Regions from separate parts of the Homo sapiens genome. Here all the other regions are linked to region 2. A link is a contact called in ENCODE Hi-C data. All regions are on one chromosome and are shown on one strand. Each heading gives the region's core, a stretch centred on a gene start or an enhancer-like site at or near the end of the contact. The rest is flanking DNA. Distances are from core to core; before and after follow the strand shown. Region 1 holds the start of TAB2 (TGF-beta activated kinase 1 (MAP3K7) binding protein 2). Region 2 holds the start of ZBTB2 (zinc finger and BTB domain containing 2). Region 3 overlaps IPCEF1 (interaction protein for cytohesin exchange factors 1). Region 4 overlaps UST (uronyl 2-sulfotransferase).

Region 1 (3,806 bases), core at 991-3,490, 2.1 Mb before region 2:
CAGTGTGTTTGCTTATAAACAAGGATATTCTCATGCAAACATATTCAGGAAATTTAACATTGATACAATTCTTTAATCTACAGCCCATATTCCAATTTCGCCAATTATCCCAATAATGTCCTATATGACATTTTTCTCCTCCAGTAAAGGATCCAGTTCAGGGTCACATATTGCATTTCGTTACCATGTCTTTAGTTTTTTCTAGTCTGCAGTCTTTGTCTTTTATGACATTGGTCATGATTTAAAAATACAGGCTAGTTATTTTATATTTTATTTTCCTCTACTTGGGTTTGTCTGATGCTTCCTCATGACTACATAGCTCTAAGTGCACTGCTGGTGCAAGGATGTATTTGTTATATGTACCTTCTTTGCCCCCCACTGGTTTTTAGACTTGACCTGCTCAAACCTATAATCTATAAAGCATTATATTTCTATTAAAATACGTACATGTACATTCCATAAATTTTTTTAAAAATTTGCATAAAATACATCATCCTACCATTTCAAAAGCAATTGTTGCCTCTGTACTTTATAATGGTTTCAAAGACAAGTGAAATTTACTTAATGGATTCAGTTTATCTAAAATTATTTAATCAATTATTTTATCATTGAGTATGGAAATAATTCCTCAGAGAACTGCTGTAAAGCGTTAAAGTTAATGATTTCTTCTCGCCAGTAAAACTAGAATCTTCCCAATTTTGTAAATCCTAATTTTACTTTTGCTTCTCTTAATGGTATCACCAATGGAGAATAATTAAATTCCGATATTGTAAATCATAAGTACTTTCAGCTTTTGAAGTGGCAAAGTATTTGAATTGGTGCTATAGCCCAGACTTCAGGTATTTTCAAAGGATGAATGAGGAAAAAGGAAGTGGGGAGAAAGAACTTTTAACTGTGAGGAAGGCTCTACTATTTAAAAGATGGTTTAAAAAAAATTCTCACTGTAGCTACAGTGCTCACACTGGAAATAAAAGTATAAAAATGGTCCTTTAGGATTTTTCTCTGGAGTAAGAATTGTTTCAAGGAAGAAACTGCCAGGGATATGGACATTTTGGACAGGGGCAGAAAAATGCCCTAGTGTTTTGGACACCATGGAAGCGCTAGAATTTTTAAATAAATATTTCACATTGTGAGAAACGTCTGAGTATTAAACACGCTTTTTTTTTCCCTAGGGGGACACTAAACAAATATTTATTTAAGGAGGTAGAAACTTGAAGGCCCCCCCTCTTCCCGCAAAGCTAGTCTTTGGCTCTGCTTCTAGGACTTCTAGGAACGTGCAATTAAAATAAAATCGAAACAACGAAACCCTCGCAGCATTTAGATTTCTTTTTTCCCCCTCAACTGCTCAAGAAAAGTCAGAAGCCGACACTTTTTCCAAGTCTCGAAGTTGCCAGTTGTGAGGCTCCCAAGACGTCTCCCGCACACCCTAGGGACGATTCTGCACGGGTCCCTCCCGTTAGCCGGCGGTGCGATCCGGCTCCAAGGGGGTGTGTCCCGGACCGCAGCGACCCGGCGCCAGCCTCCGCCGCGGGCCCACCTGCTCCTCTCGGCCGCCGCAGCGCCCCGGGGTCCGGCCGGGCCCCCGGACCCCACCCGCGCGGCGCCGCCGGCCGCCCGGCAAGTCCCGCCACCCACTTCCGGACCCGGCCAGCCCCTCCGCTAGGTGCAGCTGGGACGCGAGCTCAGTTCCTTTCTTCCCTCAGCCCAAACTGCTAGCGGCCCCCGTGGCGGGAGGTGGAACCCGCAACCTACCCCCAAGGATGGGGGGCCCAGGCGGAGAAAGGGGGTCCCAGCCCTCCCCGGGCTGCCCGCACCGGCACCCCCCTCGCACGGCCCCAGCGGCGGCCCGCGTCCTCCCTCCAGCCCTAGCAAGACAGGCGTAGAGACTGCGAGTGTCGGGGGAGGGGTACAGGTCGGAGGAAGAGCATCCCCGGGCCGCAGCCGCAGCCGCCGCCGCCGCCGCCGCCTGCTGCTCCCCCGCCGTTCGGCTAGGGGAGGCCTCGTCACAGCCGCCGCCTCAGCCGCGGCTGCAGATCTCGCGGTGTTTGCCGGCCGCCGCGCCGCCATATTGTGTGACAGTATTTTGATTTGGACTGGGCTGGCGGAGCCGCGGCGAGAGCGAGCGAGAGCTGGGGGGGTGGGGGGAGGGCAGGCGAGCGCGAGGGGGGTGGGGGCAGAGGGAGGTGGGGAGGCCGAGCGAGCCGGAGCTGAGGATTGGGGAGCGGCGACGCCGCCCAGCCGTCGTTTTTGATCTGCTGCAGCCGCCGGCGGGGCGACCCAGCCCGACCCCCTCCCCTCCCCCTCAGCCAGGAGCGGTGGCGGCGGCGGCGGCCGGAGGGAGTTGGCGGCGGCGGGCGAGCGGAGGGGGCTGAGCGGGGAGGGAGGGAGGGCTGAGGTGTCCCCCCTGCCGGGTGGAACCGGAGGCGGCGGCGGCGCTGGCGGCGGCCGTGGTGGCGGAGGCGACGGTGGAGACGGCTGCCCTAGTGGGAGAGGCGGCGGCGGCGGCGGCCGAGGAGGAGGAGGGGGAAGCGGCGGCGGCAAAGGGTAAGCGGACAGCGCTGCCGGGCCTCGGCGGGATCCCCAACCTGGCTCTCCCCTCATCGCCCCGCACCCCCCTCCGTCTGGAAGGGGCTCTGCCGCCTCGCGAGGCCCGTGCGGGGCGTTCGCTTCTAACTTGCACTCTTCCTCCCTCCGCCTCTTTCCTTCCCCCAGTGGCGTGGCGGAGAGGGAGGCCCCCCGAGTCCCCCAGTCCGGTGGGGGTGGGGAGCATCGGGCCGGGCCTGGGCTCCGGGGCGTCCGTGCGGGGGGGGAGGGGGAGCTTCATTGGAATCGAGCGCCTAGGAGAGCCCCGGGTGGGGGAGGGCGCAAGGGGCTCGGGAGGGCCCCTCCCTGCGTCGGCGCCCCTGACCCGCCCCCAGGCATGTGTGAGGTGGGGGCGGGGGAGGAAAAATCTCCTTTTGGGGAGCCGAGGTCTAGTTAAAGATGACTCAGGGGCGGGGGTTTTGGGGACAGACACGGGGCAGTTATGTGGGGGTCGGGCGGGAGGGAGAACATCGTTCCTTTGCGGATCTTGGTTTTCTGCAGCCGTCTTTGAAGTGGGGGGCAAGCCCTACTATGAATATGTGGCCCCTTAAATTTCACTGGATGTTTCTGGTTTTCGGTCCCATCAACCTCAAACCCTACGATTGTGGTTGAGTCAGGGAGGCTGCAAGGGTCTCTTGGCGGTGCTGAACAGGTGACAGGTGGATCTTTCTGTTGCTGATGCTGTGAGATGTTCAGGCACAGTCGTACACCAAAGTGTCAGAGACCGTGTGAGTTTGTATTTATGTGTTTGGCCATGTTTCATTCCATATATAGTATATTTGAGATGTTAGGTTTCCATTCTTCAAGTCAGCTTAATTGTTGTGGATAAATTCTTCAAATGTTTCTGATAAGAGGGTTTTCCAGGAGAGCGGAGGGAATTTGCAGCCTCACAGGGGTTTCTCCGTAGTTCACGAAATTTAGGCCCCCAGTGCAGGCTGTTGAGTACCCTTATTCATTGGAAAGTTCTTGAACGCTAAGATCGTATTCAGAGCAACTGTACGGCAATATAATTTTGCATCCATTTTGTCTGTTTTAGGTAAGTTTGTAAAGTGTCTAATTTTGGGGTCAGATTGATTCACATTTTAGAAAAGGAATTTCGTTTCCGCTTTAGCATACTCTAAAGGTTATGATGATCATTATGCAATTCCAGATTTGGCCGGGAATTTTAGTGGGCATGGAATAGAATATTTGCTTTCAGTTTTTTCACTTCTGCTTACTACACT
Region 2 (3,913 bases), core at 249-2,748:
GCAGCCGAAAGCACAGCGCGCTCGGGGCCAAACCGGGCTGTATCGCAGGCGCAGATGGCGCGTCGGGCGGAAGCTGGAGGCCGCCGGCTCAACACGCTCCGTACCCGGGACTGGGGCCCGGCCTGCAGCCTCAGCGAGCAGGCGACAAGGGCGGCGCCACAGAGGCCGACGCGTCCCCCGCCCGCCTGAGCGCGCCGCAACAGCCACCTCGTCCCACCCGCCCCGGGGCGGGGCCGGGGGCGCGGCGCCGGGGCCCTCTGGCCCCCTCCGGTCTCGCCGGCCCCGCCCCCTCCCTGTCCCCGTCCCCGAGGGGCTGAGGGGGAGGGAGGGGCGACGCACTCCGGCCGCGTTGCACGCTCGCCGCTTCCCTCAGTCCCGCGTGCGCGCGCGCGCTCGCCCCAAGTCCCGCGGAGTTTAACACAATGCCGACGCCTACGCCGTGCGCAACGCCCCGGCCGGCGCAACAGCCCCGGCGCCGGGGGCGGGGGTGGCCCAGACAGGGAGAGAGGGAGAGGGATGAGCGCGCGCGAGAGCCGGAGACAGCGCGAGACCCGAGGAGGCCGGAAGCGCGCGTGCGCGCCCCCGCCCGCGAGCGGGAGGCGGAGCCGCAGCAGTAGCGGCAGCAGCTGTAGGAGCCGCTGCAGCTGGGAGAAGCGCCAGAGAGGCCGGGCCTGCTCCGGTCGGACCGGATCCCTCCCCTCCCCCTCCCTCCTCCCTCCCCTCCCCCAAACCCACTTCCGCAGCTCGCGGCCTTGCCGCCGAAGCAGCAGCGGCGGCAGCAGCAGGAGGCGGCGGCGAGGCGTCGGAAGGATTACGCACCTGACGGGCCCGCCTCTGAGGGCTCCAGCGCGGGACGCTCACCGGCCGCCGCCGCCCAGGGCGCACTTCGCGGTGGCGGCGGGAAGGGAGGGACCGGCCACGGGGAACCGAACGCGAATCGCCCCCCTCCCCTTCCTCCCTCCCACCCTCCCTCCGATCCGCCGCCCGCCCTCTCGGCTTCCGTCCCCTCCCCCTCCCACAAAACCCCGGATGGAGGCGCCGCCGACTCGCCGCCGCCTGGCTCCGGGGGATGGTTTTGTCAAGCGGCCAGAGCCCCGGCGCCAGGCGCAGCCGCCGCCGCCCCCGCGAGGCGCCCCTGCCCTCGCTTCCCAGAACCGGGTCCCCGAGTGGCCCGGGCCTTCCGCCTGCCTGCACCCGTAGCCCTGGTACGAGGGTCATTCGTCGTCTTTGTTGCCACCGCCTCTGCCGGAACCGTTTGCGAGCTCCGGTGGCCCCCGCCCCCCCACCGCCTTCCCGGACCCTGGGCTGGGGGTGGCACGTGGGCACCGGCCCCGGGAGGCGGAGGCGGTGCGCGCTTACCTGTCGCCGGTGCTGCTGCGGCGGGGGGTGTGGAGGAGGCGCCTCTGGGCAGCCTCGGCCGTGCTGTCCTCCCCGCCGCCGCCGCCTCTGCCTCTCGCTGCTGCTGCTGCTGCTGCCGCCGCGGTCGGTGTCTCCGGCGCGGCGGCGGCGGCGGCGGCGGGGCTTTTCCTGTCCGGTTACGTTAAGGTCACATGACCGAGAGAGCGGAGAGACTAGTGCAAAGAGGCTGCGAGCGGCTCCCGCCGGGGGGGAGAGGCGGCGAGAGAGCAGTGGCGGCAAGAGCCCCCTCCGCCCCCCCCCCAGCCGCTCCCCTCCCCCCGCCCGCCTCCGCCTCCTGCTGCTCTGCCGCCGCCGCCGCCGCCTGCAGCACTCCACTGCCGCTCCCACCCAGGCTCCGCGCTCTGCTCCAGCCAAACTTCTGCAGACCATGTGCAGCCGAGGCGAGGAAACTTCTCTCCACCTATTGGGGCTGGAGGCCTGAGTCACAAGCCCCTTGTTTACATAAAGTGTTTAGGTAGCACAAGTCCTTGAGATGCTCGGGGTAGAGATGGAGAGCCACTGCTCGTATCCTTCTGCCGGCTTCTGCTTGAGATCTCTTGGCCTTTACCCTTGTCCCTTGACTTTTCGTGTTTGTTTTAATCTTTAAGACTTGAAATGGAGTGGCCTTTAGAACCGGGGAGATACTGTAAACCAGCAGTATCTTTGTGTCACCAATGGTAACTGAAAGTCATGCTGAAGTACAGATTCCTGTAGCGTGCACAGAGGCAGAGGTGCTTCCTTTACCTTGCAGATGAGTTGAGCGGCGTAAGATGTTTCTGTTAGGGTTGAATTTCATGGTTATTTCAGCAACGATTTTCGTTTTTGAAGTTTTGGCCCCCCCAAAAATGAAAGTCTGCAACGCATGTTTGTTAAGAGAACAGTTTATTCTCCTGTTAGGTTTTGGTCTTTGAGGTATGGATTCCAGAGTTGGCTATTCTGTTAGATTTAGAGGTGTGGAAAATCTTTTAACGGGGAGATCCTGAAACACGGAAACATGGCAGGGAAGTTAGAATTTCCTGATGGTCATTTTTAACATTTTAAAGTTTACTTTTTGGTTGTTGCCATTTTTCTAGAATCCGTGTCTTTTTTGGGGAAATACAGTCCTTTGAGGACTAGAATTTAATGATTTCTTTACACATCTAGGATTTTTTGAGATTTAGAAAGGATATGGCTTTATTCCTAAGGAAGTGGAGGCAGCAGTTTCTAGGATACTCTGGTTTCAAGGCATGCTAACTTGGTTGTGATGTCTAACCCATTTTGGTTTACACAGTCTGACCACTAGCACAATGCCTGGCACATAGTTTACAAATCATTTAAGGCAAGCTTACCATCTTAAGACAATTTAATACATAGAAGTGTCCCTCCTAAAAATCTGAGTTTGATTTAGAAATCCAGTTATACCTGCAGGTACTGATGACTAATTCCTTCTTTGAAGACAAAATAAGCAGCTGTGTAGCTTCAGTGGCTCTCAAATGGATAATAGATTCAGTGTATACTCGCTTTGAACTTTCCTGTTTTTTGATCAGCTAGATAAATGACTTTAGTGGGTAAATGTCTGCCTCCAAAACCAAATTCTGACCCTGATCTAAGTATTCTACTGCACCGCTGTCACTGGAATATCAAAGTTGGCCTTCAGACTGGTGCCTGGTTCCTTGGATTGGCTTGAGTATTGAGGTCTGTCTCATCTTACTAGGGAACTAAAATGATGTTGATTGTTTTGTAGAGAATTGTAATTAGAGATCTGTAGGTTCTTAATTCTTTTGGAATTCCATTCTGAAAATTTTCAACCTTATGGTGTTGGTGGAGTGCTCATGTGAAGAGTGAAACTGACTTAAGAATAAAAGAAAAAGTGGGCAAAACTAATGCTAAACTTGAGACCATTGGGCAGAAATTTGCCTGTGTGTGTAGAGTAATTGGTCTTGAGTCAAAGTAACTATGCTTATTTTTAACATCACTGAATATTTTCTAGCGTTACACTCTATATAGGCTTGTAGAAATAAACCCAGGGGTAAGCCCAGAAATTGAATATCAGTCCTAAAGAAAGCCTATCAAGAGCATCCTATTCTCTTTAAGAGCTGCTATTCGAATTTAGGACTGGGCTGGTTTGCTGCTCATTCTCTCGAGGCATAGGCAGCCACACTTGAATTTTGCCAAGTATGCAGATAATTCCAACTTGTAGTCAGGATCATCAGGTAATAGCATTATAAGGGGAGCTGTACAGACTGTATACTTTCTACAGTTTGTTGAAATAGAAACATTTATATGGATACATACATCTGCAAAGGTTAGGGAGAAAACGGTAGCCCTGGCAGAGAAGAGCTAGTTAGTGTATTTCAGGATAGGGCCAAGGGAAGCTGTCATTTCTCTACTAAGTCTCATTGTGGAAAAGCCACAAATGTCCCTAGTACAGTAATAAGGAAAAAAAGGCTGAGCGTGGTGGCTCACACCTGTAGTCCCAGGACTTTCGGAAGGATTGCTTGAGCCCAGGAGTTGCAGATCGGCCAGGACAATGTAA
Region 3 (3,858 bases), core at 481-2,980, 2.9 Mb after region 2:
GATAATTGTTACAATCTCAAAATATTAGAGTCACTTGACTATTCAGCTCATAGTCCTGCTACCACGTAGGGTTAGACCTAAACCACATGAATTAAATATCCCAGAAAATGAAATTCCACAACCTCTTTCAGTGAGAGTTCAGTAGCAATCAACCCTCCTTATCAGGAAATTCTTATTTACAGACAAATTAAAGTTTGTTATTCTGTCTTTAAATATCTCTGAATATTTCTCACGTTTTATGGAAGATAAATTAGTTACCACCTACTATTCTGTACTAGCTCTTCAAATCAGACATAAGACAACATATATGAAATATACATTTTTTCCACAATACATTTTAAACAAACATACAATCAGACTATCAGCAAAAATAAAAAATATTTTTAAGTGCTTTAAAATACGTGTGTGTGTGTGTGTGTGTGTGTGTGTGTGTAGAGAGAGAGAAAAAAAATTTTGCTTAAAGAAGTTCTATTTGTTTTTTCTTTACAAATATCTAAGCTGAACTGATTTAAATTTGAAAGACAACCTTTTCCGTTAACAGGTAGAGAACTCAGGGGAAAAAACGTGTGAAAATGAAAAGCAGTTCCAAAATTTGGTATGTAATCTTAGTACAGCATTTTATAATGTTTTCTAGAGGTTCCTGGCTTATAGTCTACATATCTAACTATTGATCTGATAGCTATTGTATATGGTTCTACTGTATGTTTGAAGAAGGGATATGACATAGTGAAAAGAGGAGAAGGTCTTTAAATCCAGAGGCCTGGAACCAATTCCTGGCTATTATAATTAGTAGCTGTGGTGCCCAAGAAAATAGCACTCTCTGAATCTGCTTCTTCATTTATAAAATGAAGATATTGATAATAATTCTAATCCTATAGGTCTTATAAAGATTTTACAAGATTTATTTGTGAAAATCCTCTGAGAACTAAACAACATCCCTTTATATGAGTATGTGTAATATAATATTATATCGTTGAGATAAACAAATACTTTATATCTAATAAACAGAAAAAAATCATAATTTTTATAAGTATGATTTATGTATCCTTCAGCAATTACAACGAAGCTAAAGTGTTTAAATTATATTTCCTGGGAAATATAGATCCCAAGAAATATTGCACTGACATTTCATCTGACCAATGTTAGAGTAAAATTTATCCCCCCCAAAATTAATCATCCATAAAGATGGCAGTAATTACCTTAAATTTTAAGCAAAGATAGACATGTTATAATCATGGCATGTTACTAAAATCCAGGCAAGTTATCATGAAAAGGACCTAGTCTCAGCCTCACTTCACAAATATCTCCCACACTGACCTGTCTTGTGTTCTAAAGTTCCTATCATTCCCTCAAATCATCTCCTGGGACCTTTTTTTGATATGCCAATTCTCTGAGATCAGTAAAACCCAACTAGTACCTATTGGCAAAATATTTTTGCCCAAATATGTATATTATTTGAGTGGCTAAATTTTAGCTGAGAGCCAGGACTAAAGACAAAGAAGAGAATTCGTGAATGTAGATGCTGGGTAAGATTTGGGAAATCTGGGGTCCAGGAGTCCCTAGCAAGCACTTGAGACAAACCAAGAACCAGGGGAATAGGGAGAAAAGGGCGTTGTTAACAGTCATTCCTAGAGTGCTCAGGCCTCCAATGAACAAGATGAAATTACATTAGTTCAAACAAGAAGAGCAGCCTTCAGATGAACAAATGAGAGGAAAGTCCCTGGAGGGCAGCGATGGGATCAGCCAAGGCAGAGAGGAAGTGATGCTCCTTCCATCGCTCCCAGCTGGGTACCAGTGAGTATCCTCCACCCATTCCTTGTGAGCACCCAGTGGGACTGGAGCCCTCCGGCTCCACCTTAGGGCTACTTCCAGGGAAAGCCCCAAAATGTGAGCTTTGTCTCAATTCTGCCCAAGACCAACCCTTGGTCTACACCACGTTCTTATGCCTAGGATGGGATGAGAACAATACCTCAAGCAGAACAGGCACCCAACTCAAAGAAAGGCTTTTTTTTTGTTTGTTTTTAAGTGGGGGAGGGAGCTTAGTTATTGAGTCATTGAGTCAACCCTGTTCTGACAATAATTCTCTTAAAGCAAATTATTAACTGTTAAAACTGTTTTCCCTGACCAGAAACAGACTGCATATTATAGAAATAACAAATTCAGGGAGTTTCAGTTTCACCTAACATACATGAATTTGAAACCTAAATTGGTTTATATGAGACAGTGAAAACAATCTTTGAGAACTTTATTGCATCTAAGATAGATTTTACTCCTCACAACAGGAAGTGGAACCCGTGAACTAGTCCGTTTCAAAATGATCTTGCATGTGGTTTTTCGCTAGGTAAGTAAAAAAAAAAAAAAAGCAAGCAACCAGTTGAGCATTTTATGAGATGGTTTTTCAATAGGGGAAATTATAACTTGCTATCATCATAAATATTCAGAGCCTAGTAAGATATTTTCTCATTCTATTTTCTTCCAGTTTGAATGTTATAGGTAAAACTAAAAAATTATTCTAAAAATCTGATTTTGCCCTAACTTACTTCTAAAGTTGAGGGGAAATTTTTCTTTGAAAATATGTATTTCTTTTTCATTGAAGAAGTGTATTTTTCTTTAACTTTTTAAAAGATGGTTCAAAAACTTCATTTGGCCACGAATCACTCAAAAACACATGGAAATATACAAAAGACCCAGTAGAAAATATACAAAGGAAACTCCTTTGATATTGAATGTTGGGGCTAACGCCCAGGTTACGGGTAACTGTTATATTGACTTATAATCCATATAGTAGTTGTTAAACCTTGCAGGCAAAATTTACCCCAAGATGTATTAAAATTCACAGTAAGATGCTCTGTCATTACATCAGACTTCATAGTGATCCTAATCTTTAGCAAAAACTATACAGTGATATGCTGGTAAAATGGGCTCTCTGGTTGCAGGAGCCCTAACTGGTGGCTTTTGTCAATTTCTGTGGTAGAAACCCTCACATCATTGACAGTTTCAAATTACCAATATTTTAACAACCAAGCCACAGAAATTCCTGACTATTTTAGAGCCATACCAGATCGGCACAGCACTGATAGAGCTGTTAGGGATGTTCTTCCAGAAACCCCTGACATCTCCACAAACGTTTTTTATCCTTCCCAGAAAAATAGACTCAACTTTTTAAAGGAGATTCTAAAGCATCCAATTAATAGACATTTACCTGTGAAAACATGAAAAGCTTGCTTAATTTTTTCAGAAGACTAACCACCTTAAATAATACTTAATACATTAATTGAAATAATCTGTCATAGTAGTGGATAATGAAGAAAGACAATAGACATTCTAACAATAATAACAGAAGCAGTAATAAAAACAATGACAGAGGTTGGATGTGATGACTCACGCCTATGTCAGTGATTTGGGAGGCCGGGGTGGGAGGATGTCTTGAGCCCAGGAGCTCAAAACTGGCCTGGACAACATAACAAGATCCCATCTCTTATTTTAAAAAACCACAATGACAGCTAAAACATATGAATAAAGCTTAATAATCATATCATGCTCGCATGTGCCAGGCGCTGCTCTGAGTCTTTTCAAGATTACTAGCATTGAACTCTCATAGCCACCTTTCTGGCTCAGGTGCTATTATTATATCCACTTTACAGAAGTGGAAATTAAAGCAAACGGAGCTTCAGAATTTTGCCCAAAGTCACCAAAGTAAATGGTAAAGTGAAAATAGGTATTTCAAGAATAAAACTCTGCATAGTAAACTGTTAGGATATTTGTTTGCATTGTTGCTGTTTTGTTAAGAAGTAGGGCAGGGAAGCAAGGACTAGAGATTGTGGCGAAGATGGATACCACGGCACTTTCCACCTAGAA
Region 4 (4,133 bases), core at 1,567-4,066, 2.3 Mb before region 2:
GAACCACCAGACCTTAAAATTTTATAGGAGCAGAGCATCTCAAAGTCTTGATGTCTGTAATTTCATAAAGTATCATTAACACATTAAGTTTCAACTAAATTGAAATTAATTGTTTCATTTGGGGAGATTAGCATTTTTCTATTTCAGTGGCAGAATACTGATGTTTCAAGGGAATATATTTTGAGGATAACAGTCATAATATTAATAGTTGTTGTTATTATATTTAACACTCATTGGGAGCTTCTTGTGTCTCAGGAATCTTGTTAAGTCCTTTAGATGTACTATTTCATTTAATCCTAAGAACAACCCTGTGAGGAAGATACTATTATTATGTCCATTGTACAGATAAGGAAACCACCAACTTAGAGATGATTCATAACGCTTCTATGTTACTGAGCTGGTCGCTAGCAGCACTCAAGTGATTGAACATTCAACCCAGGCCCAGGTGACTTGCAACCCCGTGCTCGTAAGCTCTTAACTGGTCTCTCTCTCTCTCTCTCTCTCTGAAAAGGGCAAAATCTAAAACATGATTATCTGAGGGAGATGGGGTAGCTAGAAAAGTAGGATTCTATGAAATGTTATTCTGCTGAATTCTCAAGAACACAGTGTTTCTGGAAAGCTTAGTGGTTCTGTTGAGGTGATGTTCATTGATATTCTAAATGTGTTACTTTGTTTTATTTTTTTGTTGGTGGGGGAAGACTTTACTAGTTGGAATTACTAAAATCGCTTTAATAAAGTGCTTGCAAAGACTCAATCTGGTTAACAGTAAAGCCATTTGTTTCAGTCATGTCAGCAACTTTGGTTTTCATAAGGGTTTTAATGAATCGGAGAGTGGAATTTAAGAAAGCAAACAATCCAAGGAATACTCCTTATTTTTCTAAAATAGCAAAGCAAAAATGGGAACCCTTTCCAGTTTAGTTACAGCAAGTATCTATTGGAGTTTTAGAAATTCTTAGAGTACATCATTTATCATATAGAACAAAACTTGATTAATGAACACTTTTTAAAAGTCTTTTTAGGGTCCTATTATTATTTTAGTTGTTTAGATATAAAAATATTTTATGACATATTCACTGTTAAATTTATAGTGAATTGACATTCAGTGACATTTGTTTTTAAAGTTGTTTATTGAAATATGTAGTCTACCAGAAATAAGTACGGTTACCAACTACTGAAATCAATTTAATAGTAATTTGGTCTTGTTAGTCTGTTAAAAAGAATTATTGGCCTTCAGATATTTCCACAAAGCCCTTTGTTACTCATGAATCCCATCAAGATGCTATGAATAAAGACTGTGAATATCAATAAGTTTGAAAACATTCCATGCTCATGTTCAGGGTCATATTTTTCCCTGTCTTCTATGTTCCTCTTTGTGGCTATAAACCCAAACTTATGTGTTGTGTGTTTTTTCTATGACAATTATGGATATGACTTATTTACTATATGCTCTATGAGGTATAACCTAATGTCAACTGACTTCAACTATGTTTGCCATACTTCCAAAAAAATAGCCACTCATGTATCTGTCTGATCAGGAGGTGAACCGATGGTGCTGTATGAAATTGAGAACTAATTATCTCATAAACATTCTAAGTGGATATAAGGAATTATGTGCTCAGTTGCAACCACTAATTTATCGAAGCACCGGGTCTAAATACCTCAGGGAATGCACAGAAGCCTGATGGTTGAAAAGCCTTCAAAGCATTCTCTCAGCTAAAAAGTACAAGAATTGGGGCTCATATCTAGTGCCTTTTTGGACAGTTGGTCACAGAAGCTTAGAAACATTGGCACAAGTATTGTCAGGTGGAGCCTGGCCGTGACCTCTGTGAAATGGCTGTCATGAGCTTGGCAGGGTGGGAATAATGGCTCTCCTGCCACCATCTGTCACCCCTGTCCAAGACACCAGCACAATTTGAGAGCAGCTGTGGTTCCCTACCCTATTCTCACCCCATCCCCCCATGCCCAGCAGCTCCCTCCCTGGGACTTTGGACCTCGTGGGAAAAAAATGGAGAAGGAGGGAAAGAAAAGTACTTGAGGGTTTTGTAAATGTTCAGAAAGGGAGGGGGGTGCGGTAGAATTAAATCTACCCAAAGAAGAGCCAAAGAGCTTTCACTTGCTTTCCCTTCTAGCCAACCAGTAACCAGTAGGCCTTCATTTTATTGTCACATGTAAAACTCAAGAAGTGATGAGTAAGTAGCATTCAATTAGAATTTAATCTTTTTTGGTAGAAATGGTGTAAAAGTTTTCAATGAGGATATGCTGATTCCTGGTTGCATGTTCCACAGCCTTTGATGTTCAACCACATCATCTTGCACTTATAGCTAAAAGGTGTCAGACACCTAACATTGTCTTAGCAATCTTCTGTGGTTCCAGATACTGTGTGCATCTTACAGGCTGGAGTTGGGGGACACCGATGCTTAATGGGAAAACTAATGACTTTATACAGATCTTATAAAACTCTGCTATTGTCGGGGGGCAGGCATTTAGTAGATTAAGTTTGTAATCTAAGAGAGGAAACTGGGCAGGAAAGACAAGAGTGAGGTGAAGCACCACCGTGGACCAGAAAAAGGCTTGAAATTAGAAGCCTTTGGCAAAAGTGTGAAACTTTGCCACTTTACATTGTTCAGTGGGTCAGAAATTGTCAAAGATTTTCTTTTTTCTCCAAAGAGAAATGACGAGGAAGGAGAGACATTTTTTATTTGTTCTGGGTGTTTGTTTATTGTTTGTTTTGGACAAGGTCTCACTCTGTTGCCCAGACTGGAGTACAGTGGTGCAGTCACAGCTCACTGCAGCCTAGACCTCCCCGGCTCAAGCAATCTGAAAGAGAGACATTTCAAAATTGAACCTAAGACTCATGGTTTATCGCATGAGAACCCACAGCTCTCACAGAAACTCAAGAAATGTCTTAGTGAGGGGACTCAATCCTTTACACTTCGAGCTGAAAGGACGGCAGTCAGCCCAGCCAGGAGGTTACCTCAGCATAGACCAAGTAAATAAATCATTTGGTAGAAGCCATTTGAGAGTAAAGGTTACTAGAAAGTCATAAATCAACCAGCAAGTCGATGTATGGTTTTGCTAGAATGTAGGAGCAATTAGAAATTTTTAGAAATATTTCTTTAACTGTGCGTGACTTGAGGAAGAGGACTATGACCTAACTAACCAGTTACTATTATTATATCAAAATGAGATTTTAAAAAATACAGTATGGATTTAATGCCGGTTCACTTATTCAGTTTTATGCAGTTAAGTTGTTGTTTTTAGAACATTATGAAATTTCATTTCATGCCCCAATAAAACTAAACTAAAATGGAATGGGTTACAGCTTTTCCATTTGTTGACTTTTCTCTTTCAAACATCTTTGATTTTCCATTCATTGAACACACTTTTTAAGAATGCTTTGAATGTCATTCAAGTTACCCGTTTCTCCTGTCCCCTCCCCCACCTGTCTCTAATGCAGTTTCCAAAGTGAACCAATCCTAACGGAACCTAATGATACCTTTGAGCACGTTTCTTAGTAACACTAGCACCTCTTTCTTACCTGCTTCTAATTCACATAATGGCCTTTCTAGCATTGGCTGATTGTTTCTTTTTCATTTCCCCTTTATCACTCCCACCCATGTCTTATCAAAGGGGAAGGCTGGTGGTTAATGGTCAGTGCATTGCACCACAATTTCATGCTTGTGCTGCATCAAAAGTCTAACCTGACAATCAGTCCCTTCTCTTCCATCTGACATCAGAAGCTTCTGCAGTTTCTCACAGCCATTGGCCATGAAAGTTCAGCTCAAGAAGTCATCGCAACTACCTTCATTTATAGCCTGTTGTTGACCTAAAACCTAATGCATGTCAGTGCTCTTCTCTGTTTCTTCTCTCATGTCAGAAAAATTAAAATGTTTTAATTTTTTTCCCAGGCTGCATTTGCAAGTTTTAATATGTCTATAACATTTTTATAGTATATCAGTATCCATATCAAACATTTAACTCTGTTACTCTGCTTTTCTTTTCTTTTCTTTTTTTTTTTTTTTTTTTTTTTTTTGAAATGGGGTCTCGCTATGTCGCTGCAGTGCGGTGGCGTTAGCTCACTGCAACCTCTGCCTCCCGGGTTCAAGCGACTCTCAGCCTCCTGAGTGGCTGGG

What was found. A loop is a pair of places that touch in the nucleus more often than their neighbours do. Pooled maps may share reads with other maps.
Region 1: a loop to region 2 is called in a map of natural killer cell, with 16 times the contacts of the local background. The contact joins the promoter of TAB2 here to the promoter of ZBTB2 in region 2. A Hi-C loop is called at or near these places in 4 of 168 maps with a recorded cell type or tissue (Caco-2, naive thymus-derived CD4-positive, alpha-beta T cell and natural killer cell) and 13 of 50 pooled maps.
Region 3: a loop to region 2 is called in a pooled map, with 8 times the contacts of the local background. The contact joins the enhancer-like site here to the promoter of ZBTB2 in region 2. A Hi-C loop is called at or near these places in 10 of 50 pooled maps.
Region 4: a loop to region 2 is called in a pooled map, with 8 times the contacts of the local background. The contact joins the enhancer-like site here to the promoter of ZBTB2 in region 2. A Hi-C loop is called at or near these places in 1 of 168 maps with a recorded cell type or tissue (naive thymus-derived CD4-positive, alpha-beta T cell), 2 of 37 single-sample maps with no recorded cell type and 6 of 50 pooled maps.

Annotation. Positions count from the first base shown.
Region 1 is chr6:149,315,472-149,319,277 of GRCh38, forward strand. TAB2 (TGF-beta activated kinase 1 (MAP3K7) binding protein 2) reads left to right here and starts at 2,241. Exons shown (of 7, transcript NM_001292034.3): 1 at 2,241-2,544. RefSeq lists silencers at 1,384-1,453, 1,504-2,043, 2,134-3,033 and enhancers at 3,124-3,303, 3,464-3,573.
Region 2 is chr6:151,390,061-151,393,973 of GRCh38, forward strand. ZBTB2 (zinc finger and BTB domain containing 2) reads right to left here and starts at 1,499. Exons shown (of 3, transcript NM_020861.3): 1 at 1,360-1,499. LOC124901232 (translation initiation factor IF-2-like) reads left to right here. Exons shown (of 3, transcript XM_047419613.1): 2 at 1-412; 3 at 645-3,913. The coding sequence ends at 1,544. RefSeq lists silencers at 61-990, 1,071-1,460, 1,471-1,530 and an enhancer at 1,512-2,384.
Region 3 is chr6:154,247,906-154,251,763 of GRCh38, forward strand. All of the region lies in intron 3 of IPCEF1 (interaction protein for cytohesin exchange factors 1), which reads right to left. Among named protein-coding and RNA genes, the nearest start is that of IPCEF1, 110 kb to the right of the region's middle. Within about 2 kb of position 1,731, at least 5 of the 41 ENCODE cell types and tissues checked have a DNase peak (open chromatin) inside an H3K27ac peak, as active enhancers do.
Region 4 is chr6:149,052,111-149,056,243 of GRCh38, forward strand. All of the region lies in intron 7 of UST (uronyl 2-sulfotransferase), which reads left to right. Among named protein-coding and RNA genes, the nearest start is that of UST-AS2, 22 kb to the left of the region's middle. RefSeq lists an enhancer at 2,305-2,424. Within about 2 kb of position 2,817, at least 4 of the 41 ENCODE cell types and tissues checked have a DNase peak (open chromatin) inside an H3K27ac peak, as active enhancers do.